2 separate regions of the Homo sapiens genome follow, and region 1 is linked to region 2. A link is an interaction called in ENCODE POLR2A ChIA-PET data of the cell type or tissue named here. Cell type or tissue: Panc1. All regions are shown on one strand. Each heading gives the region's core, and the rest is flanking DNA. Links, peaks and the distances in the headings are about the cores only. Region 1 overlaps FMNL2 (formin like 2). Region 2 holds the start of LOC105373688 (a long non-coding RNA gene).

Evidence for each region. Peaks named below come from ENCODE experiments on the same cell type or tissue, not always from the same donor. Only the 100,000 strongest peaks of a DNase experiment are listed, where the experiment ranks them.
Region 1: POLR2A ChIA-PET joins it to region 2 with 11 read pairs; 4 of 35 experiments call an interaction of 5 or more read pairs at or near these places.

Annotation. Positions count from the first base shown.
Region 1 is chr2:152,576,913-152,594,407 of GRCh38, reverse strand. FMNL2 (formin like 2) reads right to left here. Exons shown (of 26, transcript NM_052905.4): 8 at 15,444-15,520; 9 at 13,359-13,452. Among named protein-coding and RNA genes, the nearest start is that of PRPF40A, 130 kb to the left of the region's middle. In Panc1, for the core only: no CTCF peak of the experiment used is centred there; no DNase peak of the experiment used is centred there.
Region 2 is chr2:152,177,101-152,191,372 of GRCh38, reverse strand. It overlaps LOC105373689 (a long non-coding RNA gene), which reads right to left. Exons shown (of 3, transcript XR_923477.3): 2 at 8,448-8,568; 3 at 686-703. LOC105373688 (a long non-coding RNA gene) reads left to right here and starts at 10,655. Exons shown (of 2, transcript XR_923475.1): 1 at 10,655-10,693; 2 at 12,410-12,513. In Panc1, for the core only: no CTCF peak of the experiment used is centred there; no DNase peak of the experiment used is centred there.

The DNA.
Region 1 (17,495 bases), core at 5,737-13,736, 400 kb before region 2:
ATTGTTGCTCTCCTGCCAACTGGCCTCAAACATGTCAGTTTTTGTTCTTGTTTGAAAAATGAAAGCACCTATCATTTTATTATCTAGGTACCTTGTTTTCATATCTGCAGTCAAAGAAGCACTTAATCTTTCTTAGAGGGAACTATTTGAATAGGTACACACAATACATGTTACATACATAGGCATGTGTACACAAAGTTTTATATAGAATCATAAAATTGTAGACTTGGAAGATATATAAAAACCACTTGACTAACTTCTCACCTAAAGCAAAAACTTACATCACAATATACCAGACCCACCAGGAATCCTCTCATCCTCTTGACCACCTTCCCCTTTGTACTGTGCTGGTCTCTTCTGAGCATCCTTCTAGCCCATTCTAACCTTGTCTCTTCACTCTTTTCCTTCTGGACTGGGGTCCCTGTGGGGGAGTTTTCCTCCTTAGTTACTTAGTTACAATCCCCATTTGGCTCTCTCTCGCTCTCTCTCTCTCTCTCTCTCTCTCACACACACACACACACACACACACACACACACACACACACACTCTCTCTCTCTCTCTCTCTCTCCCTAGTCACCTCTGTTTAAACTTGTTCTCTCATTCATTACCTTCATTGCACAGCTAAGAATCTGACCTCGGGCATTACACCCCCACTAAAAAAATAAATTAAAAAAAAAGTTTTATTTTCTTTGCCTGAAAAAAGAAATCCCCAGATTGTATTTGTTGACTATAGTTGGGCTACTTTCCTCTTCATTAAGTGTATATTATTTGAACAGATTCTTATTCTCCTCGTGTCCATTCTCATATTCGGTGGATCACCCTATCTCTTATTGCCTTTTCTTTCATTTTTTGGCTTCATATTCATTGCCATGGCCACAAACTGGGTCCAAGGCTGAGTCATTTGACAACTGAACCACCTGTCTTCCAGACTCCAGCATCTCTCCCCTCTACTGTATTTTCTGCAGAGCTACACAATACTCCTAAAGTTTTATCCAAATTACATAAAAGGCTTTTTGCAGATTTCCACAGAATCAAATGCAATATATATATATAGCATTTTCTAAACTGTAAAGTATTATGTAACTGTGAATTTCTTCCCTTTCTCTTTTTTCCCTTCTATTTGTATCTATCTTCTAGTTGAGGTGTTTGTTTGTTTGTTTGTTTGTTTTAATCACAGGTTTCCAGTCTCTCCACCACTGTTTCCTCAGAACCTCATTCATGCCTGCCTCTTGCCATGTTTTGTTCTGTAACATGGACCCTGGTCAGATATTTTTCCTGGTTAAAGAACAAATATATTCTGACTTATGCTGCCTTTGAGACAGATTTCATGCCAATCTCTCTGCTCCCAGAATTCTCTCCATCAAATCAGGTCTCTTCCCTTCCTGATCACCCTGCTCAGGACCTACCCACTTCTCCCACTGGGCCCTGTACAAACAGTATGGTCTGTTCTGAATTTTACCAGTAATTTTAAACACCCCAATAATCTATCCAATCTCTAACCATTCCCATTAGGTTTGCTTTTCGGTGGAAAATTGAGGACAATATACGAACATGTGTGGAAAGTGCCTGGAATGTGAGACATGTTATGTAAGGCTGTATATGAACTCTGAGTTAAATGGATCTGTGTAAAAATCCCAGAGTTGCCATTTACTAGAGACGTCAGTAGGCCCATTTGCTCTGAGCTCTCCCTCTATGTTCCTACCTCAGATGGTGCATCTAAGAATTAACAAAATAATATATACTAGTCTGCCAGCACTAAGGAAACAATAAACAAACAAATTTTTTATTAAATAGAAAATTAACTAATAGTAGCCTTACTATTTCTGCATATGTATATGCCTTTTTATGTACATGACATAAATACACTAATGTTGACAATAAAGAAGAAAATGGAATTGATTCTGAACTCTGCTCATGCTTTCTTTCTGAAGAGAATTGCTGGTTTAAAAGAAACCAACAAACAAAGCCCTTATTGACGAGAGACCCCCACATCAATAAAAAATGTGCTTATGTTTTACAAGAGTTTAAATTTCAAATGAAATTTGAACTTGACTCACATAGAGAGTCAAGCTCAATACACACATTCATTGTCAATAACACCTAACATTTTGGTTTAAATTACAATTAGGTATAAAAATATAAATACATGCACAATTCTTAAAGTTTTAAATTACTGTCCTCCTAGTGTTGACCTTAGTGTATATTTGGTCCTCAACTAAATACCTATTAAAGTCAGTCCTACCTTTCTCAAGGCAATACAAACTTCTGTGGCACGGAAATCATGAGTTATCTTTTCTTTTTTTTTGAGACGAAGTCTCGCTCTGCCACCAGGCTGGAGTGCAGTGGCGCGATCTAGGCTCACTGCAACCTCTGCCTCCCGGGTTCAAGCGATTCTCCTGCCTCAGCCTCCTGAGTAGCTGGGACTACAGGCACGTGCCACCACACCCGGCTTATTTTTTGTATTTTTAGTAGAGAAGGGGTTTCACCACGTTGGCCAAGATGGTCTCTAACTCCAGACCTTGTGATCACCTGCCTCAGCCTCCCAAAGTTTTGGGATTACAGGCGTTAGCCACCGCACCTGGCTGCCTTATCTTTTCTTTAGAGACAGGTTCTCGCTGTGTCGCCCAGGCTGGAGTGCAGCGGTGTGATCACGGCTCACCGCAGTCTTGACCCCCTAGACCCAAGCAATCCTCTGGCTTCAGCCTCCTGAGTACCGGGGACCACAAGCGTGCACCAACATGCCTGGCTAATTTTTGTATTTTCTGTAGAGGCAGGGTCTTACCATGTTGCTCATGCTAATTGTGAACTCCCAGGCTATAGCAGTCCTTCCACCTTGGTGTCCCAGGGCGCTGGGATTACCGGCATGAGCCGTTGCGCCTGGCCTGAAACCTTTTATTTTCTAACAAACTCCCCTAACCCTGTAACGGGGTCACTGTAAAAAGTATATTTGCTCAACAGTCTGCTGGCAATTCCAAACAGTTCTGATTCTGTTTCACAGTTTTGAAGAAAAGGTGGTAGTCTGGAGAGATGTTACACAAAAGATAACTGAGCATCTTTAGAAAAGACAAATCTAGCCATATAAAATATTACCAGAGGGAGGCCGGGCGCAGTGGCTCACGCCTGTAATCCTAGCACTTTGGGAAGCCAAGGTGGGCGGATCACGAAGTCAGGAGTTCGAGACCAGTCTGGCCAATATGGTGAAACCCCATCTCTACTAAAAATACAAAAAAATTAGCCAGGCGTGGTGGCACTCGCCTGTAGTCCCAGCTACTCGGGAGCTGAGGCAGGAGAATCGCTTGAACCCGGGAGACGGAGGTTGCAGTGAGCTGAGATCGCGCCACTGCACCCCAGCCTGGGTGGTGACAGAGTGAGATGCTGTCTCAAAAAAAAAAAAAAAAAAAAAAAAAAAAAAAAAAAAAAAAAAAAGTTATCAGAGGGAAAATCTAACTCTGCACAAGAGGGATAGTCTAGCCACGTGAGGGATTATTACTTACCAAACAGTCCAAGCAACAGAAATAAACACACACAAAGGAGTTGTCCCAGTGCCACTCCAAATCCTCTCATTTGCTTCCTTTTAGGGCTTATTACTGTGCACACATATATCTTTACACTTACTCCTATTATACACACACATATATTTAATGTACAAATATACAGACAAACATGCATACACACTGATACACATATATATTATTTATATATGATTTATCTTATCCTTCTTCCTGGTTAACATATCCAGCACTTCATAACTATTTGAACAGCTATAGTTGAACCTACAGGTTTTTTTTTTTTAAAGACAGAGTCTTACTCTGTCACCTAGGCTGGAATGCAGTGGTGCGATCTCGACTCACTGCAACCTCTGCCTCCCAGGTTCAAGCGATTCTCCTGCCTCAGCCTCCCGAGTAGCTGGGACTACAGGCACATGCCACCCAGCTAATTTTTTGTATTTTTAGTAGAGACAGGGTTTCACCATCTTGGCCAGGCTGGTCTCGAACTACTGACCTCAGGTGATCCGCCTGCCTTGGCCTCCCAAAGTGCTGGGATTACAGGCGTGAGCCACACATGCTTATTTAATAAGACGGTTAATATAACCCTGTGTGTAGGGCTTAGTACTGGACTAAATAACTGCTAAAATAAGCTATAATCAAGAATTCCATGACACATAAAAACAATAATTTTTATTTTTACTCAATATAAAACTACTTTAAAAAGCAGCTAGAAGGCCAGACATGGTGGCCCACACTTGTAATCCTAGAACTCTGAGAGGTCAAGGTAGGAGGACTGCTTAAGGCCAGGAGTTCAAAATGAGCCTGGGCAACATAGCAAGATCTTGTCTCCACAAGAAATTATATATATATATATGTATATGTATGTATATGTATATATATATGTATATGTATATATATATACATATACATATACATATATATATATATATATATATATATATATATATATATATATATGTATAAAGCCAGGTGTGGTGGTACATGCCTGTAGTCCCAGCTACTCAGGAGGCTGAGGTGGGAGGACCACTTGAGCCCAGGAGGTCCAGGAGTGAGGGAGTAGAAGAGCAGGGAAGCAGCTCCTTTACACAGGAAGAGCAAACCAAGAAGATCCTTAAATAGGCCTTTCACGAAATAAATGCCAGAATGGCAATCAAATCCTGCCCGGAGACTGAAAACTTCCATTCAAATGCTTTTTAGAGTTGGTGATATTGCCAAAGCTGTCATAGTTTTGACTCCGATTTTCTGATCAGCTCACAGCAGAGTGCTTCATAGTGTCCTTCTGTACCTTAAACCAGACAATATCAAAACGTCAAAGAAATACTTCCCAAGTGAAAGCTCATGTTTAGGGAACAGTACCAGTCTCTGTCTCAAGTTCTGCAGGGTTTAAAATAACACTCAGCTCTCACTGCTTTCTCTTGGGGTTCTCCTCGTTATCTTCCAAGAATATGAAATAAGGGCACATATGCCAACTTTTATAGTTGGCAAAGGGCATGCATTTTAGAAGCGGCATTTTTATAGGAATAGAAATAACACGGCAGCAACACCCTAACACCCTGGGTTTTTTTTTGTTGTTTTTTTTGTTTGTTTTTTTAAGTGGCTGCTACATTTAAAATAGAGGATGAGGTTCCCTATTGCATAAAATTGTACTCAGGCTTGCGTGGAGCAGAAGGGGTCTAATTAAAGTCAAGTTGTGAAGCAAAGCATCTCTACATTTGTACAACAGATAATGTGACAATCTGGTCTGGCTCTGGGCACTGTTACCCTGCTGTACTTCCTCTTTTTTTTTTTTTTAAGCTCCCCCAGGACCACCAAAAAAGGGCAGTCCTGAAGACGTGATAAGTAAATGAATACGGCAGCTGATGAAGCAGATGACTCTCGGTGGAGAAAGGAGCCCAAGGAATGAGAAATATGAATGGTAAGATTTCTGAAACAAATCTCAGACCCCAAACACACCCTGCTCTATCAAAGCAACTGCATGCTGAGCCCACTGTTAATTGACTTTCAGAACAAAACATATGAGCAAATTCTTTATTAATAGAGTCAATCTAAACAGCCAATGTGACTGGGGAGCATATTTGCTCCCTTTAGGCTGTGTGGCACTATGAAGAGCCTGGGATAAGCAAGGGGGCCTTTTCTGATCTCCCTTTAATTTCCTATCCCAATTTTTCTCTTCCCATGCCCTAAGCTCTTTAAAACTGGAGATTCGGGGCAAACTAAAGTCCTTGAAGCTTTATTAAAATACTACCTTCTTGGTATAAAATGACATCCTCACTCCTTTTTATCTGGTGTGACAGGCTGAATGATGTGTTCCTCCTACCCGCCAGGATGTCCACATGCTAATTCCTGATCCTGTTGACTATGCTGCCTTATACAATAAAAAGATAATCTCCCCATCTGAAGTTCCTTAATTTGATCATATCTGCAAAGGTATGATGATATCTGCAAAGGTATGATCAAATTAAGGGACTTCAGGAGGGGAGACTGTCTTAGATTATTATGGATGGGCCCAATGTCATCACAAGGGTCCTTAAAGGAAGAAGGACAGAGAAGTCAGAGAGAAAAGGCAATGTGTCAAGAGAAGCAGAGAGACAGAGACAAGATGCTATGTTGTTGGCTTTAAAGCTGGAGGAAGGGGCTGGAAGCCAAAGAATCTAAGTGGCCTCTGGAAGCTGACAAGGCCAAGGAAATGAAATCTCTCCTGGAGCCTTCAGAGATTACCACCCTATACACTCATTTTATTCTTCTGGTCTACAGAACTGTAGAATAATAAACTGGTGTTGGTTTAAGCCACTAAGTTTGTAGTCATTTGTTACAGCAGCAATGGGAAAGGAATACACCTGGTTAACCTTGTTCACCCTAAACTCTGTTCAGGCACCCTCTCCTATAAGGAGCCTCCTTGAGAGCTCTTTCCCCATCTGCCTCCAGCCCTACTTTGTCTTGGTCAGCTGTTCCTCTTCTTTGCAGAGCATCTTGCAATTACCTTTATAAAGCCTGGTATTACAACTGTCGAAGTATTTATCTGCTTCCTCAACTAGCCTGGGAGGCTCTCTTTTAAAGGCAGGGCATATGTCTGATTCATTTTCATATTCCAATATTTATCAATGTTTCTGACACATAGAAAGCACTCACATTTTTTTCAGTAAGTGAGTATGACTCATCCCTTAACAATCAGGAGGATACCAGCCTTCATTCCCTTAACCAGATGTTAAAGACACTAATGGTAAAGAAATAACTAGTTCATTACCAGAAAATAAACTTGGACATCCTATGAAAATGGCTCCTTTCTCTAGGGAAGGCTCTCACAATATCATTTGCCCATAGTAGATTCACATGAAAGAATTAAAAACTATCTTTTTTATCTCCAATCAAAAAGTTTATAAAGTTTTCAGTCAAAAGGAAAAACCAAGTATTGGATTGAGTAAAGAAGAGGGAGAAAATGAAAGACGAATAACAATAAACATTTTGGTAAATCTCATACAGTTACTGAGGTACGAGACTTACTGAGGTATACAGACTACAATGGTATGAGCCCACAGCTCTCTCTCCCACCCCACATGTTCTGCACAGTAACCCGACGGCCAATCATCAAGAAGAGAAGCCATTGCCTTCCCCTTGCATCCGGGTTGGGCTCAGGGCCTCACTGGGAACCCAGATAACATGGCAGAAGTGACCACTACACGGCTTCTAAGACCAGCTCAGAAGACACTCAGCAGCCTCTGGCTCTTTGAATGGTGGCTCTTCAGATGCTCCTTCCTGGGGCACTCTCCCTCAGAAGCCAGATGCTATGCTGTGAGAAGCCCAAGCCACGTGGAGTTCTACATGGAGGCTCTCTGGTTGATAGTCCCAGCTGGGCCCAGTCCTTGAGAGGTATCATAGCTCAAAAACTAGGTATGTGGGTGAAACAGCCTCCAGATGGACTGGCATCCCCAGTCAATCAGGTCTTCCCTGATGAGGCCCCAGACAAAACAAAGAAGAGACAATCCCTGCCATGCCAGCCTGGCTTCCTGACCCACAGAAGCCAGGAGCCTAAAAAAATGAAGTGTGGGGTACTTTCGTATCCACAGCAAAAAATTGCAACAGTTGATAAACAGACAAAAAAAGTTACTCAGCAGCACTAACACCACATTAAGACTAGGACTTTGCTTCCTAATGCTAAGGAGGAGGACCAGTCAAGAAGAATCTTGGTTAATTAGATCAATCTAATTCTGGCCTGATACCATGAAATACATACATGCTCTACGGCTGTGGCTCCTACAGTTTGAGACTTGAGAGAATACATTGCTTATAGTTCAATGAGAGACTGAAAAATGTGAGTACCCTTACTTTACCACTTAGGAAGTTATCTGGATGGTCTCATGCTAGATTTACAATCCTATACCCTCAAATGCTTGGGAGGTTAGATTACATGGGATTAAACTCAGAGGGATGCTGGAAGCACACCAAAATCTTCACTCTCCTTCCTGCCCAATTTGGTCCACTATAAATAAAACTTGACAGGCTTTCTTAGTTCAACTTAATAATGTGTAGCACGAGTGCCTTCAGATGCCCAGTAGCTAAACCACACATCAGCTTTCTTAGGAAGCCTTCTAGCAACAGGCAGAAAAAAGAACAACTACTGCCAAGAGTGCTGTGCACAAGAGTGCTGGTGGCCTCGAGTGACTCATTCAACAAGGCTCCATCTTTCTGTACTGGAAGGTCAAAAGTGGGAGGGAGTTGAGCCTTTAATAACCAAACTCAGGCTTTTTTGCTAAAGCCAGATGCTGTCATTACAGAAGCAGATGAGAATACAGTTATAATTGATCCGAAATCCTGATGAATTCCAGGTGCACCTCCCAGCAGCCTGGGAGAGCTGGTGCCTCAAAGCCCTCAGAGGATTTTATTACTCATGTCATAGTGGCTGTTCCACTGTAGAGTCTACAGGGCCTCAGTACTTTTCCTCTTTGACTTCAGAAGGAAGCATTTTTTTTTTTTTTTTTTGCCAAACCTTTGGAGACACTTTTTAAAAGCAAGCCATTTTCTCAAATATATCAAAGAATATAATGGAAAAAGTAAAAAGACTAAGAAAAAGTTGAGAGCAAGAGCTAGGTTGAAGACTTCAAGGTTCCCCTTGGTAATGAGATGAAGCGTAGTGTTTAGAAATCTGAAGTGGGGACTGGTTGAGGTCCTTAACCAGTAGATAAGAGTTTTATGAGCCAGCAGATTGCTAGCTATGGTCCATGTCATTTGGAAGAGAAGAAAAAGCATGACCAGAACCCCAAATGGTATTTCTGGTGGCGCAGCTTCAAAGGCAGAGCCAGAGTATAGCCACATTTTAGGAATGCCTGCCCATTTTCCAAGCCTGGTTCTCCAGGCTCCTTGTCAAGTCTGTGCTTTTCTCAACATCTTTTCGATCAACCCTTTCCTCTATGTGTTAGAGTCAGTTTCTGCTTCTTGCAAAGAAGACTCTGAACTAATATAAATATCCAAAGGGTGGTTTTTACTTCCAAATGTATTTTTTTCTGTTTGGTAGTCTCGGGGCTCAAAAATATACACTGCCACACAACTAAGAAAACATCAATTTAGGTAAGATGGTCATATGTCCTTCCATGGGGCTATTAATAAATTAGCCAATAAGAAAAAATAGATGACTCCTTTTTCTCACCCTGGTCTTTATTTCAAGACCATAAATTTTCGTTAAGAGATATTTCAACACAAAACCAGATGTGTTAATCCCCTTAAAAAATTGTTTTTTAAGGAAAAAAGAATTCAAGGAGCACAATGGTTGACTGTTAATGATTTAGTCTTCATCTACTCAATACACTCATGTTTTCAGGCATGTCACAAACCACGCACAGTATAAGCTTACTATCTGTATTCATGTAATTAAGACTCATTTGTCATCATGTACATTGAAGCCATGTATGTGTTTGCTCAGTGACATCAGGCTTAGACCCCAATCCCACCCCCACCATAAGCAAAGCTTTGGGTTAACATTCTTGCCACCATCACATACCATTAAACTAAAGGTGCTCCCTGCCTTCCTAAAACATGCACTTCAGCTATTACAAGATTTGTAGCAAGATTTTTTAAGGAAAAAAAATATAAGATTGGGATTCTAAATATTCATCAAAACATGAGAAAATGATGTAGTCATACATAAAAATCTTTCAACAGCCAAATAATAACTTCCTTTAATTTACATCTGAACTAATTAATTAGTGGTGGTCAAATTAGATAGAATGGATTTATTGGCTCAAGAGGTAGAGGGGGAAAAATCCTGCTACATAAACTACTTAAGATACATGGCCTTTTAAATGTCTTTCTAGCATCTGGTTCCATATTGCGTTAGTACGCTTGGCTATGCTCTAACAGTGATCAAAGCCCAAAGGATCTGGCTACTCTAAAGCATATTACTTTATTTGCAAAAAATAGATGTTGAACTCCCCTACTTCACCCCTCATTCCTGCCAATAAAAACAAAGATAATCCTTTCATCCTTCTTAGGCAGATGAATGGAATCCCAACTTACTAAAAAAGATGAAAAGCTTTAAAAACAATCTTCTCGAAGGCAAAGACTCTTCTTTGGTCCTCCTTCCTGGTATCCTGGTACCTGGTATGGTACTCTCTCTGCCATATGTGGCTCAAAAGGAATTATTCACTGAACAAAACCCTATCTGCACAGGCATGCCAGAATATAATAATGAATATTATTATAAAACCAGAAGATTCCAATGACATTTTGGTTAAAGAGGTTAAAGAATTCACTTTACTATGATGTGAAAAAAAAAAAATTCACTCACGCAAAGATGGGAGAAAAAGAGGAAGGGATTTAAGAGACTTTGAGCTGTGAGCGGCATTGCATGTTTTAGAAAGCAAGATCAACACAGAATAACACCTTTTGCACCTCAAGATTGGATAAATCGGTTGAGGCTCTTCTGACCTATCTATAACAACTAAGTTTGTCGGGGGCATGTTGCTACCTTGTCTTCATTCCCATGGCTATTAGGATAATAATCCATTTGCTTGGTCTGTCTATATGGTTTTTAGACAAGAATAATGCAGGATGGTTGCAGCAGAATAAAAAATTCTAGGCAGCAGTTTCACATGACTAAGCAAAAGGAAACTGCTGAAATAGCTGCAGAAGCTTGGGGCTGATAAGACCCTGAAAAACAGGGTGTGGGCCAAGCTGGCAAAGACAAACTGGGTCCAACATGGTGCTGGATTTGATCCAGGTTTCTCCTAGGACCTTATTCTATGCTCATTCACATATTCAATCATATACCCACCAGTGCCATGACAGTTCCAGAACATCGTTATTTGAGGTAAAAATGGGTAGCACCATAGTTCTGAGAAATCTCCAGCTTCTTCCAGGAATCTCCGTGAATACTCCATCCCTTGGTTAAAGAAATCCATAAAGGTAGCAGCCCCAAACCACCTTGTGTGACTCTCTCAAGCATGCCCACACTCCCCTTTCTTGAGTGTGTACTTTTTGCTTTGCAATAAATCTCCACACTTTCACTATTTTCTAACTCATACTTGAATTCATTCTTGTGAGGATGTCAAGCGCCTAGACACCAGCAGGGTTTGGGGTCCCACCAGCATTTGAGGACCTCCCCTAGCCCACTGCTATCACCTTCTATCAGATGCAAATGCCTATGCCAAGGACAGTACCTGAAGACCTACCATCACTCCTGATTAATTACAGAAATGAGGCCAGTTTTGGTTAAAGCTCTAAGAATTCAATGTCAAAAGTAATTTAGTTCTCATTACTATTGTCCAGGTATTAGACTTAGGATTACATTTTTCTTCAATTAAGCACATACTACACCCTAAATAGCTAAAGCATATATAAGTCTGACACCAAAGAGTTAAAACTCAATTCTGCAAGTATCTGTGGGCCTACTATGCATAAGAAAGGTACTCTATCTTACCTAGGAGAAAAAAATATTATCATTCATCTCATGAATTCCTGGCTTTTATTCTTGTTCTATACAAATATATCTTTAGGATATAATCTGACCTGCAGTATAATCAGATTCCTGTTATAATATGAGTCATTATAACAAGGGCCACTGATAACTATATAGTAAATGTTTCCAATGTGAAAAGTACTCAGCATGCAATATTTTCAAATATGACCTAATGATAAAGATTTGGGCGTTATATGAGCTGCACATACTGTTTCTCTTTCATATTAAACCCATCCACCCAAACATACTTCCTTATTTATAAATGTAAAATTTATATATTTATACATGATATATAAAAACATTCACAGACAAGCATTCGTACATTCTTGTCTCTAAAATCTATTTGTCTTGGAAGCCAGAATATGAATTTAAAGATTCACTATTATTCTTCTTCATTCTCTTGGAAGCTGGATATTTTTTCACTATCTTTGGGGCTCAATAGAAAGAAAAAAAAAGATAATATTTGGTTGTCTCCACAGTTGGCATTTACAAAATGGATAATATCAAAATCTTAAAGAATGGACTAGCAGTAAGGAGGCAATGCAAATAAAGGAGCAAGAGGAGTGTCTGCCCTGTTCACATCTTTGAAGCTTCCCAGCCTATGCAGAGGCTCACAGGCTGGTGTCTAGAACATTTGGCAGCTGGGCAGTAAATCCAATTAAGGAGGTAGGAGGCAGGGGAAATAGCTCCGAAGTCCTGTCTCATTTCAGTATTTCCCTTATTTCCTTCAAGGGATTCACAAACAATAAGGCCACAACTTCAACACATTTCAAGGAAGTTCAGGATCAGGAGCACCAAGTCCTGTTCCTGGCTCTGTCACTTATCTAGCTATGTGACCACAGGTAAACTATGTATTTCAATTTCGCTAAAATCAAGATATTAATATTTGTCTCAAAGATGTTCTTATAGAACCAAATGATGCCATGCATGTAGCTGGTATAGCCCCGGCATATAGTAGGTTCTCAATAAATACTATCAGAGTTTCTAGTTCAGAACCTTTCAGGAAAGAGGAGAGAAAACAGTCCCTCTGTGACCTGGATTTTAATCCAGCTCGGGTCTTAATCCAAAAGCATTTGGAATTAAATGGGACTTCTAGCATAACACACAACTTGGCGAAGGGTCCTATTGTAACCTGGGCTTCCACCTGTTCTCTAAGGACTACTTTGTAATTTCTCACCTCAAAGTAGCCTCTGATGTCAGGCATATACCAGGGGAACAAACAGGTACTCTTCTTGGTCCTACAACACTGCCCACTACCCTGTGGGAAAGCAGCTACTATCTAGGCGGTGATGTTTGGATACACTGGGGCAGGGCCCGCGGCGGTGATGTTTGGATACGCTGGGGCAGGGCCCGCGGCGTCATATTGTCTTTGTGTAATCCCTCCTTTCTTTGTGGTCAGACAGTCTCCGTTTCCAACCATGCTCAACTGTTGCATTATTGTTTGGCTGTGACAAGCCCACTTAAGCTTACACGCTCCCAGAATCAGTGCCAGTATTTGCCAGGTTTTTCATAGCATCCAGCAAAAATAAAGTAACTGTGATGAAAGAGTTCATAAAATTTGCATGGTGGACGATCAAGTGCCAATATCAACCCCAATGAAAACCACATACATGTAACAAAACCGGTTTTCAAACTGGATTATTCCATGTTCCCTAAAAACATAAAAATTAAAACAAAAACAACAACAACAAAAAAAGAGTACTGTGATTATTTTTAACTTATCCTAGAAATAAGATACCAAATTTAGACTAAGTTCATTACATTCCTCTCAGTGAGATCTTAGAAATTAACTATTATATTCCTTAGGCCCTAGGATAAATGAAAAGGTAAATAATTCCGTTCAAAGATGTCCAAATGTAAGATGTGTGAGTATTCTTATGAAAACTATAGTGTAGCCTACCTCTTTAAAGTTATCAAATGCTGATAAAATGATTTCATGCCCGCCTCTGACAAGACAAACGGCTGCCAACAGTTCTAAGACAAGGGCTTTTGTTCTGCCAAAACAAGAAGAAGAAAAACACAAATCAGTGAAAATGGCATGATGAGTCAGCTGTTTCTTCCTTCCAAGATACATGAGAATAAAACATTTGCCCTTACATTTTTAAAAAATTTTACTAAGGTACAGTTTAATCAAAGTACATTTTTAAACCTTTACTGACTACTACATATGTGATTTGTCTAAGATGGCAAATTTGGAAGGTATACTTACCAAAAAGACAAATCACTCACTAATGAAAACTAGTTCTGAGAAGAATAATCTCTTAGACCTATCATCAGGTGACTCAGTACAATACAGATGAAAAATGTTTACTGGTACGCTAAAAACAAAGGGAATGGGAATATGCTGAAAAACAAACTATTGATTAAGTATTTGCTCTGGTTTTAGAGACAGTGAGAGAACATTTGCAAAAAAAAAAGTTCAAAATCAACTGAAACTCATGTTCTACATTTCAAATCTGCTCATGTAGGGACAGATCCATAAATCTCCCACGAAAATACAAGTTTCTGTCCTTTCTTCTTCCTACGCAGGACAACTGGAAGGAGCTGGATTACAGCTTTACTAGCTTTACTAACACAAGAATATTTTCTTTGACTCAAGAAAATAAAACTCAATCTGAAATATTTTTGGAAGGAGAACATGGAGATACACTCTAAGTTTTCAAATTCAATGTCAAGAAAGAAACAGCATTGTTTCTTCAATCATAAGACCACTTAAGTATTTCATTTTTTTTCTGGAATAACAGCTTTCACCAACTTCTAAACAAAAACTGTTCTGATACTCCACAATGTCAATTGTCTTTTAAAAAATAATGTCTTCCCTGTAGTAGAAGGCAGAGACACAGAAGCATGGCTACTTAGGACTCTAGTAAACGAAGGAAGGAATCGCACAGTCGCAAAAGGTTTAATCAGGGGAAGTTTGAAAGAATAATATTCAGTAAAGAGGACTTGATAGTTCGTGTTGCATTTTCCAAATCAGAAATGGCTAATTTATAAACAGATTTTTGAATTAACAGTTTTCAGATATTTTGTCTACAGAGAGGTATTGGATGAAAAGGAATTGCACATTTGAAGTACAGAATACTTCACCAAAATGGAAAGCACATTAAAATAACTACAATTGATGAAGACTGGCTTTTACGACTAACGTGTGATGTGAATTATATCTGCTGCTAGCCTTTACAAGGTGGTGAATATGAAAGGAAATCTGCATATACAATTTTATTTTTCTATTTCTTTCTTTCTTTATTTTTTGAGACAGAGTCTTGCCCTGTCACCCAGGCCGGAGTGCAGCGGTGCGATCTCGGCTCACTGCAACCTCCACTTCCTGGGTTCAAGCCATTCTCCTGCCTCAGCCTCCTGAGTAGCTGGGATTACAGGCATGTGCCACCATGTCTGGCTAATTTTTTGTATTTTTAGTAGAGATGGGGTTTCACCATGTTAGCCAGGCTGGTCGCAACTCCTGACCTCAGGTGATCTGCCTGCCTCGGCCTCCCAAAGTGCTGAGATTACAGGCATGAGCCACTGCGGCTGGCCACTACAATTATTTTTCTATTTTCGTTCAGTAATTAAAGCTACATATGTAAAGTTATCAAGCGAAGTGTAGACGAAGGATGGTGGTTTTAGCTAGCTTCCAGCAATAACTGATATACGTAAATCTTTATCAAGACTCTCCTGGCCCCCGAGTCCTGGCAACCTGATCCTCTCCAAATTTAGCAGCAAGGATGCTGGAAACCAGGCCTCAAAAGAACAAAAGCTTGAGGAGAACAGTGAAGGGCTAGAATTGTCACCAGTTGCTCAACTCTGGCCCATCTAAGAATGTAACTTGGCTAAAAGGAAAAATTCTTACACAGCCAAAGAGTTTATAGCCAATCTTATTTCAGAGATTAACACTTGAAAGTTTCCAAAGTCAAACTTGGTTAAGTGTTGACTAGCCCTCTGTTTTCTCTAGATAGATTTAGACTTGCGTACTACAAAAGCAGCTTACCTGGGATTCTTGTTGTTCAGGCTTAGTGCAATCTCATTGACAGCGTGTGGATGAGACATGACCATGTTGAAACCATACTAAAATTAACATGGAAAAAAAAAGAAACACAAAGCATTGGGAGACAAGTTAGGGAACTGTCAGTATTGATTTAAAACCAAAAACCCGAAGTATCTACCTAATGAAACTTACACCATTATAAATGCACTTATGTCTCTAGTATATCACTGTCAGAGCATATTTCTCTATTAAAAATTTCAAGAATGCCAGATGCAATGATTTGTGCCTCCAGTCCCAGCTACTCAGGAGGCTGAGGCGGGGGGTACAGCTTGAGTCCAGGACAACAAGACCCACATCTCTCAAAAAAAAAAAAAAAAAAATCGGCAATGATGCTATTATCAAAAGATTATCTTCCCATTCTTTACAAATGAACTACATGTTTCTCTTTATTAAAATGATAAAAAGGCTCTAGCCCAGTGATTATTAACCTTGGCCGCTCCTTAAACTCCCCTGGAAGACTAAACAAAACATTTACTCCGAATCTCAATTACAGGGACCTGGCACCTGAGTTTTTAAGCTTCCAGGGTGACTCCACAGTATACAATAGATATAACATACAAAATGTGTGTTAACAGACTTTATGCTACTGGTGAGGTCTCCAGTTATATACAGATTTTTGACTACACCAGGGATCAGTACCCCTCACACCCCACAAAATTCAAGGGTCAACTATATTCTTTCTCCTCAAAACTCACTCTCAGCTCATCAGAGAAAACATCCAGAAGTTCCTATACCACATCAATCTATCCACACAGATTTGTGGCTTACCTCCTCACCTCCTATTAAAGAGGAACTCTTCTGTGCTCCAAACTAAGGCCAACCCCTCCCATGAGTCCTTCCTCCATCCCATTCCCTCGCATCTGCTCACGAACATCATATGTTCCAGAAATTCCTCCCTTCCCCCTTATTTTTCCCTCTCCATAGACTCATTGCCATTAGCATAAAAAATGCAAATTATCTTAAGTAACAATAAAAACCTCTCTTGATACCACAACCTGTGTTCAGCCACTGCCTCTCATTTCTCTGCTATCCTTTACAGCAAAACTCCTCCAGACACTCAGTATAAATCCTCACTTCCTGCTCATTCTTGAAACCACTCCAATCAAGCATTTCACCCCCACCATCCCAATGAACTGTTCTTGCCAAGATCACCAAAGACCTGCACTTTGCTGAAGCCAATGGCCAATCCTCACTCCACATCTTACTTGACTTAGCAGCATCTAACAGAGCTGAATACTCCCTTCTCCTTGAAATATGTCCTTCACTTGGCTCCTACTTGGCTATTTTTCAGGCTCTCTAGCCAGCTTTTCTTCGTCTCTCTGACATTTAAACAGAGAGCCCTAGAGTTCATATTTTGGACTTCTTTACTTCTCAGTCTACCCCTACTGATCTCATTCACCTTCCTGGCTTCCTATGCCATTTATATGCTAATTACTCTCAAATGTCTAACTCCAGCCTAGACCACTGCCTTGAAATCCAGACTGGCATATCCAACCATGCACCTAAGATCACCATTTGAATGTCTAAGGGGAATCTCAAAGTTAAAATCCCCGAAACAGAATTCCTAATGATCTCCCTCAAATCCATCTATCCTGCAGTCTTCCCATCTTTGTAGATAGCAAATATATCTCACAGGTGCCCAAGACAAAAGCCCTGGTGCCACCCTCTACTACTCACCTTCTCCCTCATATCCAATGCTGTGGCCTTTAACATCAAAATAAAACCAGAATCTGACCACCTCTCATCATCTCCACTCCTATGATCCTAGTCCATATGACCACCAAAGCTCACCTAAATTACTGCTAAAAGCCTCCTAAATGGTCTACCCCCTCTTGCCTTTGCCTGGCCAAGATCAAACCTAAACACAGAAGCCAGCATGGTCTCATGTTAAATGCAAGTGTCAGATTATGTCGTTATAACCATTCAATAGCTTTCCACTCATAGTGAAGTCAATGTCCTCTCAGCGGCCTCTAAAGCTCTACATAATCAAACTCC
Region 2 (14,272 bases), core at 4,788-12,787:
CTTATGACTGAAGGTTAGTCCTAATGGAGTAATTTTGTTGTGTATTAAGATTCGCAAACAGGATATTTAGGTGAATACAGCAATGTACTTAATTCCATGTGACATCTGCTTTCAGCATCTCAGGTTTGGCTCTACCACAGACCATGGAGATGCTTTGTTGAAAAACACTGTCCTCTATTTTTTCCTAGCAACTCATTACGTATATATCATCTATACATTGATCTTAATATTCTTTGAAATTAGCTGGATGCAGTGGCTCACACCTGTAATCCCAACACTTTGGGAGGTCAAGACAGGAGGATTGCTGGAGCCCAGGAGTTTCAGACCAGCCTGGACAACATAGTGAGATGTTGTCTCTACCAAAAAATTAAAAAATTGTCTATTTAGTATATATTTAGTATATAAGCCATTTTAAAAGAAGCTTTAGGCCGGGCACGGTGGCTCGCGCCTGTAATCCCAGCACTTTGGGAGGCTGACGTGGGCAGATCATGAGGTCAGGAGTTCGAGACCAGACTGGCTGATATGGTGAAACCCTGTCTCTACTAAAAATACAAAAATTAGCCAGACGTGATGACATGTGCCTGTAATTCCAGCTACTCCAAAGGCTGAGGCAGGAGAATCGCTTGAACTTGGGAGGTGGAGGTTGCAGTGAGCTGAGATAGCGCCACTGCACTCCAGCCTGGGTGACAGAGCAAGACTCCATCTCAAAAAAAAAAAAAAGAGGTAAATGTTAGGATAACTAAAATTTACTACTCTATAGCATATATTGCCTTAAAGTGATGTTTTAAATGTCAACTTATGTTGTGCAATTTGGATTATATCTGTCTTTAGTGCACCACCCAGATAACTGCTTTTCTCTGCACATGTGCAGAAATGAAGTTCTTGTCATAGTAGACATAATAAACATTTGCTGAATGACCAGCACGCGTGAAATTAAGTAGAAATAAATACCTACCTTTACATTAAACTATAAAGGAGATAATTTATTATATTATGATAAGAAAGATTAAGTGAATATTAATTTTTAAGATAGCACATCCTGGTTTATTGACATTCACTGGCAAAATGAATTATTCAACATATGAATTTTTACTAAACACTGAATGTAGAATATATAACAATTTGGCACATAATTGGCATATTATAATGGCATATTACTGACATGACCTTATAAGGCAATGCTTTTATTTTTGGCCAAATTAGGATCCTGAAATTTGTTTCAATGTTTGCCTCTGTTTTGTACTTCTAGGCCGTTCAGTCGATTCTGGGAGTGAAGCACTGTTGCCACCTACTGTGAAGAGTGCGGTAATGATGATGACAAAGGAAAATGAACAGAGAGTAATAATAGAGTTTTAAATAAATTATGAAGTAAAAATTAAGCGGATCCATCCATACAAGTTACAGTACTCTTGAACTGAATTGCCAGTAAAAATAGTTACTGAATAGAATGAACCAGGTCTGCTAGGAGTCCTGTGAAGCCAGGCCTTTGGAGCTGTGGGAATTTTTTTTTTTTAATAGATGGGGTCTTACTATGTAGCCCAGGCTAGGCTCAAACTCTTGGGCTCAGTGATCCTCCCCTGTAGCTGAGACTACAAGAATGCACCACCATGCCTGGCTAAGGATCTATGGGCTTTTAAGATAGCCTTCCTTGAAGTTTTTGGTTTAGGGATTTTTTTATTTTTATTTTTTTTTGAGACAGGGTCTCGCTGTATGGCCCATGCTGGAGTGCAGCTGCGTGATCACAGTTCACTGCAGACTTGACCTCCTGCAGGTGATCTTCCCACCTCAGCCTCCAGAATAGCTAGGACCACAGGTATAGGTCACCATGCCTAGCTGAAGGTTTTTGGGTTTTTTTAAATACACACGTGTACACACAATTTCCTGAATTTGTACATTTTTTTCCCTTCAACTCTTTTCACCTAACCAATCAATTTTATTATCATTTCTGCTTATGTTTTACTTTCCCATATTACCTTTTTCATAAGCTGATTTCCAAAATGACTTTTTTCTAGATGGTCTATACATAGCTTCTCTCTCTCTTTTTTTCTTTCTAAAGATTCAAACTCCAATTTGTAACAATTTAGTTTGAGATAATAGTTCTCAATTACAATCAGAAGTATTCCCAACATCAAATTTGTTGGACTAACTACCTCAACTGGGCACTAAAATATAATTTCCAGTGGGTACAAAGCAAAATACCATTACTCTACACTTGGCCTCCACATGGAATTCCCCTTATTCCTATGTATTCTCTTCCATTAACTACTTTTATAAATCATTTTCTCCTTGCCTGAATATGAGTCACTGAGGGCAGTGATTACGTTATTTTCATGCCTCCCCTCTAATCAACCCTTGCCCCTACTGCTAGTATTTTGGACATGGTAGGTGCCCAATATTTACTAAATAAAGTGTGAAAAGCGTAATGCCTCTGAAAAAAATGATTTTATTCATCATGCAGGAGTGAGAGAGATAAAGTAACACAATGTAGGAAATAAAAAAGTAATAAATGTTATTAGATAACTGATCAGGTGCTCTTTGTTCCTTTCAGCCAACTTCTAGACAATGGTAGCAGGAATTGGAAGGCAAGAGGAATGGATAAGAGAAGTAAAGGACAGGTAATCACTCAAACATTGGGTTATTCAGTGTGTTTTAGTCATGTTAGGCTGCTATAACAAAGTACCACAGACTGGGTGTCTTATAAATAACAGCAATTTATTTCTCACAGTTCTGGAGGCTGGAAGTTGTAGATTGCTGTGTCAGCCTGGTCAGATTCTAGAGAGGACACTCTTTTGGTTGCAAACTGCTGACTTCTCATTGTGTCCTAACATGAAGTAAAGAGAGCAAGAGAGGTTTCTGGCCTCTTCTTATAAGGGCACTAATTCTATTCATGAGGATTCCACTCTCATGACCTAATTACCTCCCCCAAATCCCACTTTCAAATACTATCTTACTGGGAATTGGATTTCAACATGTGAGTGTTGGGGAGACACAAATCAGTGTTTAAGTATTCTAAGTAATGGGCTAATTGGTCTTGAAAGGGAGGACACAGAATTAAAAGCCACAGAGATCCTGATACTGTGCTCTTGGGAAGTTCCAACAATCACACAAGATAGGTTAGAAGAATATTAAGTGCTAACCAGTGCAATGTTGACCCATGTTCAATAAAAGTTTCAGAAACGTGAAAAACATGTAGATTGGGATCAACTGAGGAATATTTCTGGAGAAGATGGGCTGTTGAATGGATTCTTAAATTTCCAGATGTGAAAAATGAAAAGAGATAAAAGATGAAGATAGGTGAAAGAAGTAAGCATGCATTTTTGGAAAGTGAAATATCATAAAGCAAATAACAGAGATGGAAGACACTCCTATTTCTCCTTGAACTGATTTTCAAGTATGGTGTAGAGCACTCTATTACACTAGCTACTAGGCAGCCACATGTGGGTATTTGCATTTAAAATGAAATAAAATTAAAAATTAAGTTCCTCAGTTGCAATAGTTACATTTCAAGTGATCAACAGTCACATATGCCTGTTGGTATTTGTATTGAGCAATGCAAATATAAAACATATCCGGCCGGGCACGGTGGCTCATGCCTGTAATCCCAGCACTTTGGGAGGCCAAGGTGGGTGGATCCCAAGGCCAAGAGATCGAGACCATCCTGGCCAACCTGGTGAAAGCCCATCTCTACTAAAAATATAAAAAGTTAGCTGGGCATGGTGGTGCGTGCCTGTAGTGCCAGCTACTCGGGAGGCTGAGGCAGGAGAAGTGCTTGAATCCGGGAGGAAGAGGTTGCAGTGAGCTGAGATCGCACCACTGCCCTTCAGCCTGGCAACAGAGCAAGACTCCTTCTCAAAAAAAAAAAAAAAAAAACAAAAAAAAAACAAAGAACAAAAAACACATCCATCATCGCAAAAAAGTTCTATTGTACTATAGTGAGTGCTATTGAGTATTTACTATACAAAAAGCTCTCATAATCCCATTTAATTTTCACGGCAACCTTATAAAGTATATAGTAGTCAGGTGTGGTGGCTCATGCCTGTAATCCCAGCACTTTGGGAGGTTAAGGCGGGCAGATTGCTTGAGCCCAGGAATGCAAGACCAGCTGGACAACATAGTGAGACCCCATCTCTACAAAAAATACAAAAATTAGCCAGGCATGGTGGCATGTGCCTGTAGTCCCAGCTACTTGGAGGTCTGAGGTGGGGGGATCACTTAAGCCCCGGAGGTCAAAGCTGCAGTGAGCTGAGATCACACCACTGGGTGTGACAGAATGGGTGACAGAATAAGACTGTCTCAAAAGATAAATAAATAAATAAAGTATTTTTAAATTTAATATATTTTATTTATATTAAATGTTTTATATTTTGAGACTCTGTCTCCAAACACAAAATAAATAAATAAATAAATAATAACGTATATAGTTAAAGGGCCAGGCGCGGTGGCTCACGCCTGTAATCCCAGTACTTTAGAAGGCTGAGGCAGGTGGATCACCTGAGGTCAGGAGTTCAAGACCAGCCTGGCCAACATGGTGAAACCCTGTCTCTACTAAAAATACAAAAAGTTAGCTGGGCGTGGTGGCGGGCGCCTGTAATCCCAGCTACTCAGGAGGCTAAGGCAGGAGAATTGCTTGAACCCGGGAGGCAGAGGTTGCAGTGAGCTGAGATCACGCCATTGCACTCCAGCCTAGGTGACAAGAGCGAAACTCTGTCAAAAAAAAAAAAAAAAGAAAGAAAAGAAAGAAAACTGAAGTCCCTAAAACTTAAGTATTTGTTCAAACACAGCTGTGATTTGAAATTTTATGTGACTCCAAAAACGGAAGCTTTAAGCTATAGAAAATAAGCCTGTTAGATAGGGAAAAATGAGTCATTTACCAGAGACAGTGACACCCCAGCTTGACCTTTTTATGGCATGTAAAATCCAGTAGACTCTCAAGGAAGAGAACAAAATTACAAAAGTGGTATTTCAGGATATTAAGTAGACTGTTGTGTGCAGGGGTAGGCTAGCCCACATGATTTCTTTCGATGACTAGAAAAAAAGCCTCCCTGTCTAGGAAGGATGCAGCCTTATGGGTATTTAACTTAGTTAACAGAGCACGAAGTAGACTCCAGCCTCTTCTCACTCCCAAGTTTGGGCACTCTCTTTTAAAACGAAGAAATTGGAAGGCATGGAGGAAATGGAAGCCTGTGCTATAATGGAGGCAATGCCAAAAGAAAGAGAAAAAACAGCAAAAACAAAATTTGAAAAAAGAAATCCAAAAAATTAAAAATTTAATTAAAAAATTTTTAAAATGGCAAAATCAGAGCAAAGTCAGAGTTTATTCCAAGGTTTCCAGTATGCTGGTCTAACACACTGCGGCACTTATAATAGAAAAGTGATAGAAAGGGCTGGGTGTGGTAGTGCATGCCTGCAGTCCTAGCACTTTGGGAGGCCAAGGGGGGCAGATCACTTGAGCCTACGAGCTCAAGACCAGCCTGTCCAACATGGTGAAACCCTGTCTTTACTAAAAATACAAAAATTAGCTGGGCGTGATGGCATACGCCTGTAGTCCCAGCTACTTGGGAGGCTGAGGCAGGAGGATCACTTGAGCCAGGGAGGCAGAGGTTGCAGTGAGCCAAGATCGTGCCACTGCACTCCAGCCTGGGCAACGAGCAAGACTCCATCTCAAAAAAAACGAAAAGCAAAAAAAACCACACACACAAAAATTAGCAGGGCATGGTGGTGCATGCCTGTAGTGCCAGCTACTCAGGAGGCTGAGGTAGGAGCATCTCTTGAACTCGGGAGGTTGAGATTGCGGCGAGCTGAGATTGTGCCACACTGCACTCCAGCCTGGGTGACAGACTGAGATCCTGTCTTAAAAAAAAAAAAAAAAAGAGAGAGATAGAAGAAAGGGAGCTGATTTCTGGGTTCTAATCGGGCATGGAAGCTTAGAAGTCACCACTCCTATCCACACAAGGAAAACAACTGAACAAAGTAAAAATCAATAACTCTTTTTAGATCCATCAGAGAATGTAAGATACAATAAATCTTTCTGAGTTTCTCTTCAAGGGTTTAGCCTGTTAACTTCCTTATCCTTTGTTCTCAAACTCAGCTTTCTTGTTCTTCCTTGCCCCTAGTTACCGTAAACAGCCTACCCACTTCCCGTCAGCTCTAATCAATAACTCACATCTGTTCCCGTGTTACCTGTACCAATTGTTCCCCCAAAACTGCACATCCCACACGCTCCACCTCTGTACCTCACATCCCCCTCCCCTTCTATATTTAGGAAAATATGTACAAGTAGCCAATCGGGTCAGCTCAGATTGTGCAGTCTGACCTCAGCCCATGGAGGAGTGACACAGAGATAGGGACTGCATTAAGGATAAAAACCCCCTGGTCTCCTTTGTTCTCTGTGCTCCTGTGATCTTGATTGACCCAAGTGGCACCCTTCTGCAGAAGTAAATTGCCTTGCTGAGAGAATTAAACTTTTGCCTGAGTGCTGGTTTTACTTCACGGCACCAAGCGTTTATTTCTGGAGCATTTTATACCCAGTAGAGAGCTAAGGTCACAGGGCAAACTACTGCCCTCAAAATTGGAGAGATAGATAGATACAGAGGATCACAATTTATTGGAGGAAACCCACGAGCAGAAACGTCCTTGGGGACCAGTGGCTGGGGTAGGAAAACCTGAACTGCCACTGACAGATTGCTGGAGGCTCAGTGTAGACAAGTCTGAGAGTTAAAAACTCCATGGGGGCCTAGTTATTGGAGGGTCCCCACGGTTTTGTGAGTTTTACCTCCAGGAATTCAATCTGGTTCACAGTAAGAGAAATCACTGTGTGTTTCTGGAAGGGGGAGAGGAAAAGAAATTATTCTGAATAATCCCACAGAATTATGTTCTTAAAGAACATCCTCAAGAGAAACTATCTGACCCGAGCCTAAGCAATTAGGGTTTTACCAGAGCCTAACCTAGCTGGTGGAAGGGAAATTCTCAACTCTAGCTTCCCCTAAGCCTTCTTGTCTCACCAAAACTGGAGACTGGGGATGGGGAGGTAGGTAGGGGGAGAGGGACAGAAAGCACCTGTGTTTTTGTTGTGGTGGTGGTGGTTGTTTTGTTTTAGATAGGGTCTCACTGTGTCGCTCAGGCTGGAGTGTAGGTGGTGCGATCACGGCTCACTACAGCCCTCATCTCCCTAGCTCAAGCGATCATCACACCTCAGCTTCCCAAGTAGCTAGGACTGCAGGTGTGCACCACCATACCCAGCTTTTTTTTTTTTTTAATTTATTGTAGAGACAGGGTCTTGCTATGTTGCCCAGGCTGGTCTTGAACTCTTGAGCTCGAGTGATCCTCCCACCTCAGTCTCCCAAAGTGCTGAAATTACAGGCATGAGCCACCACACATGGCCAGAAAGCACTTGTGAAGTTCATAGCAGAGGCACAGGCTCACTAAAGAATTGAGACCTACTCTCAGACCTTATTTAAGTCTCAAGAACCCAAAGACAACAGAGGAGACAAAAACAAGGAAATCAGCCTTTGACACTTAATGCTATAGCAAGCAGTAAACACAGCCTAATCCCTAGCCAAATAAACATAAAACCTCATACTAAAGGCCTGTTTGCTTCAGTTCCTTTTACCCAGTAAATGTTGTCCTGTTTTCACAAAAAGACAACACTTAACAAAAGACAAAAAATGCAGTTTGAAAAGACAGAGCAAACATCAGAATCAGAATCAGGTATAGCAAGAATGTTATTAGAATATGTATAATAGAATTATCATACAAGGAATTTAAATTAACTATGATTGATATGTTAAGGGCTGTAATGGAAAAAAATCAACATTATGCAAGAACAGCTGGGTAGTGTAAGCAGAATGATAGAAACTCTAAGAAAGAATCAAAAGGAAATGCTAGAGATAAAAAACACTAACAGAAAGGAAGAATGTCTTTGATGGGCTCCATCAATAAACTTCAGAGACAAAGAATCTGAGCCTGAAAAAATGTCACAAGAAACTTCTAAAACTGAAAAAAAAAAAAAAAAAAACTTCTAAAACCGAAATGCACAGAGAAAAAAAGAAAAAATCAGATATCCAAAAATGGGAGGAGAATTACAAAAGATGTAACATATACATAACAGAAATACCAGAGGGAGAAGAAAAGAAGAAAATTTGAAGCAACAATGACTGAGAATTTCCCCAAATTAACGAAGGATACAAAACCACAGATCCAGGAAGCTCAGAGTACACTAAACAGTATAAATAACAAAAAATCTGCACCTAACCATAATCATGTTCAATCTGTAGAAAATTGAAGACAGAAAATCTTGAAAGAAGCAAAAAGGAGAAAAAAAAACCACAATTTGCCTACAGAGGAGTAAGGATAAGAATTACATTAGACTTCTCTTCAGAAATTGTGCAAGCAAGAGAAGAGAAAAGTGAAATATTTAAGGTATTGAAAGAAAAAAAAAAACCACTCACCTAGAATTCTGTATCCAGTGAAATTATCCTTCAACAGTGAGGGCGAAAGACTTTCTCAGGCAAACAAAATTTGAGGGAATTTGTCACCAGTAGACTTGCGTTGCAAGGAATTTTAAAAGTCCTTGAGAGAGAAAGAATATGATGCAGGTCAGAAACTTGGATCAACATTTTAAAAACGAAGAGCATTAGAGAAGGAATCAATAAAGGTAAACAGCCTGGGCAACATAGTGAGACCCTGTCTCTACAAAAAAAAAAAATGAGCTAGGGTCAGTGGTGCGTACCTGTAGTCCCAACTACTTTGGAGGCTGAGGCAGGAAGACTGCTTGAGTTCAGGAGTTTGAGGCTGCAATGAGGTATAATTGTGCCACTGCACTCCAGCCCAGGTGACACAGAGAGAGAGATGTTGTCTCCAGAAAAAAAAAAAAAAGATAAATAAAGGTAAATAAAATATTTTATTTTTCTTTTTCTTCTTCTTCTTCTTTTTTTTTTTTTGCTTCTTTTTGAGACAGGGTCTCCCTCTGTCATCCAGGCTGGGGTGCAGTGACATGATCATGGCTCACTACAGCCTTGACTGCCCTAGCTCAAGCAATCCTTCTGCCTCATCCTCCAAAGTAGCTGATGCTACAGGTGCATGCCACCAAGCCTCTAGATTTTTTTTTTTTTTTTTGTAAACTGGTTTTCAAATTCTTTGCACACCACAATTTTTAGACTGCCACTGAAATATTTTTTAATTGCCCAATTACTTCCTAAGATGAAGCAACAGTGAACAATTATTGTATCCTCGTTTCTAACACAGGGTCTGCTCCCGGTAACTATTAAAAATGTTGTTAATTACAAAAGATGAAAAAAAACTTTGTTAATTAGAGGAACTCACTGAGGAACTGAGTATATACATAGAAAAAAAATACCTATAGATCCTTGAGTATACTTGCTTTTAAACAGGAGGAATTAAAAGAGTCTTTTTAAAACACGAATGTGGCTGGGAGCGGTGGTTCACACCTGTAATCTCAGCACTTTCGGAGGCCGAGGCGGATAGATCACTTTGAGGTCAGGAGTTTGAGACCAGCCTGGACAACATGGTGAAACTCCATCTCTACCAAATATAGAAAAATTAGACAGGCATGGTGGCCCGCGCCTGTAGTCCCAGCTACATGGGAAGCTGAGGCAGAAGAATTGCTTGAACTTGGGAGGCAGAGGGTGCAGTGAGCCAAGATTGCGCCACTGCACTCCAGCCTGGGTGACAGAGCAAGAACTTGTCTCAATAATAATAATAATAATAATAATAATAATAATAATAATAATAAATAAAAATGAATGCTTTCCAAAGGCAAATCCTCAGCTTTCTGCTCTTTATAAAAAATTACTTCTTTTTTTTTTTTTGCAACAGGGTCTCACTCTTTCACCCAGGCTGCAGTGCAGTGGCACAATCATAGCTCACTGTAACCCTGAAATCCTGGGCTCAGGTGATCTTCCCACCTCTATTGGGAACAGGCCCCCAAAATCTGGCCATAAACTGGCCCCAAAACTGGCCATAAACAAAATCTCTGCAGCACTGTGACATGTTCATGATGGCCAAAATGACCACGCTGGAAGGTTGTGGGTTTACTGGAATGACAGCAAGGAACACCTGGCCCACCCAGGACGGAAAACTGCTTAAAGGCATTCTTAAGCCACAAACAATAGCATGAGCGATCTGTGCCTTAAGGACATGCTCCTGCTGCAGTTAACTAGCCCAACCTATTCCTTTAATTCAGCCCATCCCTTCGTTTCCCTTAAGGGATACTTTTAGTTAATTTAATATCTATAGAAACAATGCTAATGAGTGGCTTGCTGTTAATAAATAGGTGGGTAAATCTCTGTTCGGGGCTCTCACCTCTGAAGGCTGTGAGACCCTGATTTCCCACTTTACACTTCTATATTTCTATGTGTGTGTCTTTAATTCCTCTAGCACCACTGGGTTAGGGTCTCCCTGACCAAGCTGGTCTCGGCAAGTGGCATCCATTGTGGGGGGCTCGAATCCAGGTTGAAGGGTCGCCAGAGTGACAGTTGGAAAACATGGAACTAGCTGGAGGACACCCAAGTACTCTTAAAGCAATCCCCGTGGTGAGTAAGAAGGGGAGCTCGGAAGCGTCAGGGTAACAATGGGACAAGTGCGGGGTGTGGTTCGTTCCATCTTGGAACTTTTTCACGCTGATGATGAGGAGGAAGGAGAGTATAACGAAATAACAGAAGAGGTTACAGAGCAGGTTTGTTTGCCACCTAAAGCTAAAGCGGCAAAGCAGGGAGAGGTTCATCCCCACCCTTCTGCATCCCCTCCCTATTATTTTGAAGAAAATGACCCTCCAGATCTTTCTTTCCTGGAAGACACTGGGCGAAAAGTAGTTGCCCCAGTGACTGTTCGAGAAGTGCCTTAAGCGACTGCTCTCAGTTCTATTCAAGCAGGAATTTAGCAAGCTACACAAGAGGTTGATTTAGAGGCTTGGCATTTTGCTGTTAGAATACACCCCCCAGATCAACAGGGAAATATTATAGCTACATTTGAGCCTTTTCCTTTTAAATTACTAAAAAAATTTAAACAAGCTATTAATACTAAAAAAGGATATAGAAATAATCAGCGAGTCAGGCTGCCATATAGGGGATTCCAGAATGGCTCAGGCCATTCCCTCACCCCTGTACAATGTCTGTCCCCTGCCACAGCTGGTAGTGCCACGGTAGACTTATGCTGCACAAAAGCTGTGAGCCTTCTGCCTGGGGAATCCCTGCAAAAGGTTCCAACAGGAGTCTGTGGATCTTTGCCAATGGGGACAATAGGATTACTTTTAGGAAGGTCTAATTTAAGTTTAAAAGGGGTACAAATACATACAGGAGTCACTGATTCAGATTACAATGGGGAAATTCAAATTGTTATATTTACTTCTGTTCCCTGGAAAGCAGAGCCAGGAGAGTGCATAGCACAGCTCCTGATCGTGCCGTATGTGGGAATGGGAAAAAGTGAAATTAAACGAACAGGAGGATTTGGAAGCACAAATAAACAAGGCAAAGCAGCTTATTGGGTAAATCAAATTACTGATAAATGTCCTACCTGTGAAATAACTATTCAGGGAAAGAAATTTAAAGGTTTGGTAGATACAGAAGCGGACATTTCAATCATTTCTCTACAGCAGTGGCCGTCTGTGTGGCCAATTCAACCCGCTCAATTTAACATAGTTGGAGTTGGTAAAGCCCCTGAAGTATATCAAAGTAGTTATATTTTGCATTGTGAAGGGCCTGATGGACAACCTGGGACTATTCAACCAATTATAACTTCTGCACCTATAAATTTATGGGGAAGAGATTTGTTACAACAATGGGGAGCACAAGTTCTAATTCCAGAACAATTATATAGCCCTCGAAGTCAACATACAATGCATGAAATGGGGTATGTCCCTGGTATGGGACTAGAAAAAAAAAATTTGCAAGGTTTGCAAGAACTGCTTCAAGCAGAAAGACAAAATTCCTGCCAAAGATTAGGATATCATTTTTGATGGCCATTGTTAAGCCTCCAGAACCTATACCTTTAAAATGGTTAACAGATAAGCCAATTTGGATAGAACAATGGCCGCTAAGTAAAGAGAAACTGGAGGCTTTAGAGAAATTAGTTACTACACAATTAGAAAATGGGCACATAGCTCTAACATTTTCCCCTTGGAATTCTCCAGTTTTTGTAATTAAGAAAAAATCAGGTAAATGGAGAATGTTAACTGACTTAAGGGCCATCAATTCAGTTATACAACCTAAGGGAGCATTACAGCCAGGATTGCCTTCTCCTGCTATAATTCCAAAAAATTGGCCTCTAATAGTCATAGATTTAAAAGACTATTTCTTTACTATCCCTTTAGCTGAGCAAGACTGTGAACAGTTTGCATTTACAATTCCTGCAGTAAACAACCTGCAGCCTGCTAAGTGTTTTCCTTGTTTCACAGATGGGTCTAGTAATGGCAAAGCTTCTTATTCTGGATCAAAAGGTAAAGTTTTCCAGACGCCCTATACTTCAGCTTAAAAAGCGGAGCTTGTAGCTGTAATTGAGGTATGGACTGCTTTTAATATGCCTATTAATGTCATTTCTGCTGCTTCATACGTGGTTCATTCCACACAATTAATTAAAAATGCTGTTACTATTTCATACAGATAAACAACTAATGACAAAAACAAAAAAGGGGGAGAAATAGGGATTATGGGACAGCCCATACACAATTGAATCTAGCATTATTAACTTTAAATGTTTTGAGCCTGCCCAAAGAAGGCCAGATGTTATCAGCAGCTGAACAGCATCTACAGAAACCAGATGCAAAGACAGAAGCAGAACAACTGATTTGGTGGAGAGATCCGGTAACAAAAAGTTGGGAAATAGGTAAAATAATAACTTGGGGTAGAGGTTATGCTGTATTTCTCCAGGCCAAAATCAACAGCCGATTTGGATACCATCAAGACACCTGAAACCTTATCATTAGCCAGATGCCAAGGAAGAGATTCTGGGAGGATCCCAAGGACCCCCCCCCCCGGTTGCAGCCATGTTGAGACTGACACTGAGAAGGACCCCAACTGTCGTGAGCTATACCCATCAAACACAGCCACCCACCTGGGGACAGACCAAGAAGCTGTCACAGATGGCAGAAGAAAACCTGAGGAAAGCGGGACAACCAATCACAACGAGTAATTTAATGGTAGCTACCATAGCGGTGATCACCATTGCCATAAGTATTCCTTCAACAAGGGCTGCCGAGACCAGCTCGGTCGGGGAGAGCCTAACCTAGCGGCGCTAGAGGAATTAAAGACACACACATAGAAATATAGAGGTGTGAAGTGGGAAATCAGGGGTCTCACAGCCTTCAGAGCTGAGAGCCCCGAAGAGAGATTTACCCACGTATTTATTAACAGCAAGCCAGTCATTAGCATTGTTTCTACAGATATTAAATTAACTAAAAGTATCCCTTAAGGGAAACGAAGGGATGCGCCGAATTAAAGGAATAGGTTGGGCTAGTTAACTGCAGCAGGAGCATGTCCTTAAGGCACAGATCACTCATGCTATTGTTTGTGGCATAAGAAGGCCTTTAAGTGGTTTTCCACCCTGGAAGGGCCAGGGGTTCCTTGCCCTCATTCCAGTAAACCCACAACCTTCCAGCGTGGGCATTATGGCCATCACGAACATGTCACAGTGCTGCAGAGATTTTGTCTATGGCCAGTTTTGGCCATTCTCCTGAGGCAGGAGAATGGTGTGAACCCAGGAGGCGGAGCTTGCAGTGAGCCCAAATCGCGCCACTGCACTCCAGTCTGGGTAACAGAGTGAGACTCCATCTCAAAAAAAATTTTTTTTTACTATTCTGCTACCCAATATCCTTAAATAATTATTGAGTGCCTTAATCAAAATAAAAAATTCCCAGCTTGCCCTTTAAAATTCTTGTCAATCTGTTTCCTCTTATACCTAGTCAGCCTTGTTTTCCATTCCAACACTAAGTCTTAGACAAAAAGTCTTTATCTGTCCAAAAAATCTCTAAGTCTTTTTTTTTTTTCTTTTTTCGAGACAGAGTCTTGCTCTGTTGCCCAGGCTGGAGTGCAGTTGCCTGATCTTGGCTCACTGTAACCTCTGCCTCCTGGGCTCAAGTGATTCTCGTGCCTCAGCCTCCCAAGAAGTTGGCATTACAGGCTTGCGCCACCATGCCTGGCTAATTTTTGTATTTTTAGTAGAGACGGTTTTTCGCCATGTTAGCCAGTCTGGTCTTGAACTCCTGGCCTCAAGCAGTCTGCCCGCCTTGGCCTCCCAAAGTGCTGGGATTACATGCGTGAGC